Linked DNA regions of Mus musculus: region 2 is linked to region 1. The links are chromatin loops, found by intact Hi-C in ENCODE. Cell type or tissue: left cerebral cortex. All regions are shown on one strand. Links, peaks and the distances in the headings refer to the core of each region. The heading gives the core; the rest is flanking DNA.

Region 1 (2,919 bases), core at 134-2,633:
GTGTCTGACGCAGGGCAGTGAGGGGCAGCCATGGAGACACCAAGGAGAGAGCTCCATGCAGAGGAAATGACAGATTCTGTGGCACTGAGGGCTGTTGCTGACTTCCACCAGGTGGGATATACACACCCATGCCTGTACGTCCATGCTCAGTGAAGAATCCATCTTGTCAGGATGCAGGTCGATGTCTTTTCACCAGGCACAATGATCTATGTGATGACTTCTCCTTTCCTTTCCAGCCCCGTGCTGTGACCCTCCTGACTCTGCCCGACTCAGGATTGATCCAGTGACATGTCATGCTGCTGAAGGGGGAAGTGTTCTTCTCCAGGTCCATAATCTGCCAGAAGATGTGCAAACCTTTTCCTGGTACAAAGGTGTGGATAGCACTCCATACTTTAGAATTGTAGAATACAGCAAAGCGATGAAGTCCATTTTCAGTGGCTACGCACACAGCAGAAGAGAGACAGGGTACACTAATGGATCCCTGCTGCTCCAGGATGTGACTGAGAAAGACACTGGCTTCTACACACTATTAACAATAGACAGCCATGTGAAAGTTGAAACAGTGCATGCACAAGTCAACGTCCACAGTAAGTGACTCTATGGCTTCCCACTTCTGGGTGTGGCTTACTTTACTTCATACATTCACACTGAGGACTGGGCTGTTCCTGCTCTCTCCACCACTGCATTGTGTCTTCACAATGGCATTTGGACACTTAGTGCAGGGCACACATGGGGTGGTCCAACAGCATTAGATAAGAACCTCTCACCTGTCTTTTCATGCAGAGTTACCCATCCTGTGCTGGGTAAACTCAGCCCAAGAATGTCAGACTCAGCCTTGACCCTTGGGCCTCTTATTATGCCCATATCCCTGATATAGACTCCATGTGTGTCAGATAAGCCCTAGGTGAGGAAGCCATGAGTCCCCACACAGAGCACCAGGAAACCCTGGCTACAAATCTCTGTGATGGTTAGTCTCCAGGTGTCACTGGGAAATGTTTTTGTCATTGGTTGGCTTTGGATTCCTGCTACAGCTGACATCGTACAAGGCTGTCATTGCATATGTCACTATCCATTGCACTGTCATTAGAGCCACAGTTATGATATTTATCCTGGACATCATCATCAGAGACTCACCCAGGAATGCATAGCTGGACATGACAATCTAGTTTCGCAGGGCATTACTAGCTGTTTGGATGGCATTATGAGACTACAAAGGAAGGTCAGGATCTTCAAGGTGATGGACAAAGGACTCAGGTCCTTTAGGGAAGTGTTTGTCCTCTGATGCCCACCTCCTGTAATTCTTGCCTGCAGGCAAAAAGTTTCAGATTTGCTAACTGGAGAGCACCCAGAATGAGGTGCAATTCTGTTCCTGCACACTAGATGGTGCAGTAACTCAGCCTAAGACCTCAGAGTTGGCCCAGTCTCCTGAGGCTCTTGCCATGCTCAGAATGGCAGAAAACTCAGAAAAGCAATTTTAGGAACCATGCACTTAGGGTGTAGCCTGGCTCCATCCCTGACCCTATAGACTTCGAGTTCTTTTGTGCAGTCTTTCAGACCTACTACGCACATTACTCTGTCAGAGAATCCCAGCTATTCCTGGGAAATCCCATTGTGAATCACCTAGACAGAGGACAGCTGCCTCAAAGGAAGGACATGAGCAGACCCTAGGTGATGCTCAGGTAGCACAGGATGCTGAGAGTCCCTCTGAAACTCTCCTTAGGTTTATGGGGCCACTGTCCTCTCTCTAGGGTCTAGGTGACCTCCTCCTTCACAGCCAAAGGAAAGTCCCCACACAATTGCTCCTGGGTCTCATGACAATGCACCCTGACTGATGATTCCAGTGAGCATGGGTCTGTCCCTTTCCTAGACATCAGTCAGCAGGTCCCTTCCTAGTCCTTACAGGCATTTGTGTCAACTTCCTGCAGGGAGCACATTACAAGGCATTGAGGACAAAGGGCAGCTTAGGATCCTGTGCTGTAAAGGACACATTGTGAGAACACAGCAAGGGCAGTCCTGTGGTGAGCTGTTGCTGCCCCAGGGTGCAGAGATGATTATCAGCCTTGTGTTTGACCCCATTTCTGACAGCCCACAGCAAAACCCTGGGAAGGTCCTGCCTGGGCAGAGGCTGAGCTCAGAGGGAGGAAGACTGCAGAGCTCATGGGCAGTGCTGGAGCAAATGCTGTTCTCTACAGAGGGAGGGCAGTGCAGCTGCTGCAATCACGTTGGCCCACTGTGTACTTCTCTGCAATGCCGTGGTATTGTCTTCCGCTCACTGGTGAGGAGGGCAGTGCCTCACTGTGTGGGAGGAGGGGAGCTCAGAGACTTGCTGGAATCTCCTAAGGCAGAAGGATGAGAAAGGATCACTCAAGTTGACCTCTGACCTCCATCTAGGTGCTATGATCTGTCTGTAAGCTTACACTTATGATGCTGTCCACCTGCACCTGCACACACACTGCATACACATCCACATGGTAATGTGTGCTGGAGGTTTAACCAGTGTCAGTAGGTCCAAATATGAGAATTTCATTAGCACCTGGACATGCAAGATCTTTGGACATCTGTCTATCTACCCACAGGCATTTGAGGCTGTGTAGGTAGTGGACTTTCTTGAAATATTAAATTAGATTTTTTTCTAACAAGGCCCTAGGTGTAATGGGCTGGAAGACAGATCAGGAAGGCAATCTCAAAGTGAAGTCAGGTGCTGACTGGACCAGAATGGAGGTTGGGAGGTAAAAATAAAAACCCTGGGGTCTCTAGAAGAAGAAGTGAGAGATCTCTTGCCTGCAACCCACACTTTTTGAGGGAGAGCAACCTTGTGAGGACAGTGAGGGTGGAGACACATGAGGATAGAGTTCCCCACAGAGGAAGCAACATACAGTTAGGCCCACAAAGGGGATGGAGGGCTGTTGCGCGCACTCA
Region 2 (2,919 bases), core at 139-2,638, 470 kb after region 1:
AGGTGTTCTGTCTCCAGACTTGTCTCCCTTTGTGATTTCTTTATTGTTTCTACTTCCATTTTTAGATACTGGATGGTTTTGTTCAAGTCCTTGATCTGTTTGGTAGTGTCTTCCTGTAACTCTTTAAAGGACTTTTAGGTCTTGTACCTGTTTACCTGTGTTCTCCTGTATTTCTTTAAGGGAGTTATTTATGTCTTTCTTATAGTCCTCCATGTCATCATGAACTTCTCTCTTCAAAGTGACTAAAGTCTCTTTGACTTTAGATCCACATCTTGTTTTTCTGGTGTTATGGTGTATTTAGGACTTGCTATGGTGGGAAAGTTGGGTTCTGATGATGCCAGGTATCTTTGGTTTCTGTCGATTCTGTTCTTATGCTTGCCTCCAGCCATCTGCTTATCTCAAGTGCTCCCTGCCCTCAATATATCTGATTGAAACCTGTCCTTTCTCTAATCTCAGTTGAGTCAGAACTCCTAAGAGTCCAGCTTTCTCTGTGATCCTGTGATTCTGGGTGTGTCAGAGTTATTGGCAGTCAAGTTTCCTCTGAGACCCTGAGATCCTGGTGTGACCAATCTCCTGGGATCCTGCCCGAGTTAGAGCCCCTGGAAATGGTACCTCCTCTGGGGACTGTGGGGCTGTCTGCTGAGTTTGAAACCAAGGTAGAACATTGTCGACCATAAGGAACCCGAGCTGTTGGTTGGGCAGGGCTCCTGTGTCCTGCTCCTGCTGACCCCAGGCACTCTCAATTGTGTTGGATGGATGTTATGTTCCACTTACCAATGATCCTAAGATTCTGGGCATGCTAGGATGCCTAAAGGGTGGAGAGTCCTCTGGGGACCATGGGACCATCCACAGAGTTCATGCCCAAGGTGTCTCAGAGCTGGTACAGACCAGAAGACAGACAGAATCCTCTTGCTTAAGGACCTTGATTCATTCTTCTCTGAGTGGCTCCTGAATATACAGTTATTCCTCCCCACCCTCTTCTCTTCACCTTGTTTGGACAGATCTCAGTGAGGAAGGCTCAAGTTTATTTTTTAACTTCTATTCTTCTTTCATATATTACATATCAACCACAGTTGATATCCTCCCTTCACTCCTTCCAGTCCCTCTTCCTATTTAACCTCTCCCACATATCAACAGAGAAATTTTGCTACACACACACACACACACACACACACACACACACACACTGGAGGCTTGATGCCCAAGCATAAGGAGGATGTTAGAGCGGTGAGGTGGGAGTGGGTGGGTGGAGGAGCACTCTCTAGAGGCAAATGTGAGGGAGGGGGTATGGGATTTTCAGAGGGGGTAAGGGTTGTCAGAGGGGAGACACGGAGGGGGATAATATTTGAAATATAAAATAAATAAAATAACAAGAGAGAGAGAGAGAGAGAGAGAGAGAGAGAGAGAGAGAGAGAGAGAGAGAGAGAAACACAACAGACACAGCAACTCGTGCCCCAGGTGCAAGATCCCTATCTATTAATGGAGGTCCCTGCACAGCCTCTAACTCAGCTGTCCTGCAGCGACAGCTCCGTAATGGTCATGTCCAAACGGAATAGAGATGACAGTAAAGCAACAATATTAATATCCTTTTAGCCAAATCACTGTCCTTGTAGTGCATATGCATTCTGTCTTGTAGTTGCTTGCTGGAAGTTATCGCATTCTCTGATCAGTGTTTTAGTGCCATCTAGCGACAAGTTTCTGGAATGCGACTCAAAAACTCTAGGCAGGGTGGTTGTGCTGTTTTTAATGCAAAGGTGATAATAGTATTTTTACTTTAGGTATAAGAACACATGCTTTAAACTTTATGATAACACGGTATAAAACACGCGTGTTTAGAAAGATAATCCACAGGATGGGAAAGAATACATACAAATTAAAGATTAGTTAAAGGTCTGGCACAGTGGCCACCTTTTAATCTCAGCAGATCAATTTCTGTGAGTTGGAGGCCAGCCTGGTTTACATAGCAAGTTCCAGTCCAGCCAGGGCTACATAGTGAGGCCTTATTTCAAAAATAAAAATCAAAGCCGGGTGTGGTGGCTCACGCCTTTAATCCCAGCACTCGAGAGGCAGAGGCAGGCGGATTTCTGAGTTTGAGGCCAGCATGGTCTACAAAGTGAGTTCCAGGACAGCCAGGGCTATACAGAGAAACCCTGTCTCAAAAAACCAAAAAAAAAAAAATCATGTAAGAAATTAATGCCCAGAAGATAGCACCTAAAATCATCAAAAGAAGCATTCTAATATCAAATTAGACAAAGACCCAAATAGATATTTATACAATGACTACACACAAGTGATCAATAATCAATATGAGAAAAAAAATATCCAACCTACTGATCCCAGGGAAAACAAAGGTCCAGGACTTTAGACTCAACTGGAATTGTTTATGCAAAAAATTCAATTGAAAAAAGTTGTAAAAGTTGAAACCATGCATGCCCCTTGATACTATGAATGCAACAATACTCAGCAGCTCTGAAAACAATGTAGCAATTTTTCTGAAAGGTTAATAGAATTATCATGTGACTCAGCAGTTGCAATTGTGGACATATGGCAAATACAACTGAAAAGAGCAATGTCCAAAGTGGAAGTGACCCAAGTGTTCATCAGTGGAAGGATGGAGAAGTGAAGTGTGGCCAGTTGGTATGCAGAATACTACTCAGACATAGACATCCTGGTCTTGGTTGGATATGATAAATATTGATGATATTATGCCAAACAAAATAAGCCAGACAGAGTTACAATCACATTTTAAAGATATTAGTTATTTGAGAATTTCTTACAATGTATTCAGATAATTTTCATGCCTTTCTTCATTTCTTCCCAGATCCATGCTCCATTCCTTCCCACTGAACTTGTGTCCTTTGTTTTTTTTTTAAATGAATTAAATTTTTGTTGCTTTTGTACTCTTGGATACATGGCATT

What was found. A loop is a pair of places that touch in the nucleus more often than their neighbours do. Peaks named below come from ENCODE experiments on the same cell type or tissue, not always from the same donor. Only the 100,000 strongest peaks of a DNase experiment are listed, where the experiment ranks them.
Region 2: a loop joins it to region 1, with 8 times the contacts of the local background. A loop is called at or near these places in 6 of 42 quality-filtered maps.

What each region holds. Positions count from the first base shown.
Region 1 is chr7:18,678,493-18,681,411 of GRCm38, reverse strand. It overlaps Psg20 (pregnancy-specific glycoprotein 20), which reads left to right. Exons shown (of 6, transcript NM_054058.1): 5 at 237-587. Among named protein-coding and RNA genes, the nearest start is that of Psg20, 6.0 kb to the left of the region's middle. In left cerebral cortex, for the core only: a CTCF peak has its summit at 1,378; a DNase peak (open chromatin) is centred at 1,402.
Region 2 is chr7:18,209,895-18,212,813 of GRCm38, reverse strand. No RefSeq gene overlaps it. Among named protein-coding and RNA genes, the nearest start is that of Mill1, 34 kb to the left of the region's middle. In left cerebral cortex, for the core only: a CTCF peak has its summit at 1,688 (motif pointing left); a DNase peak (open chromatin) is centred at 1,667.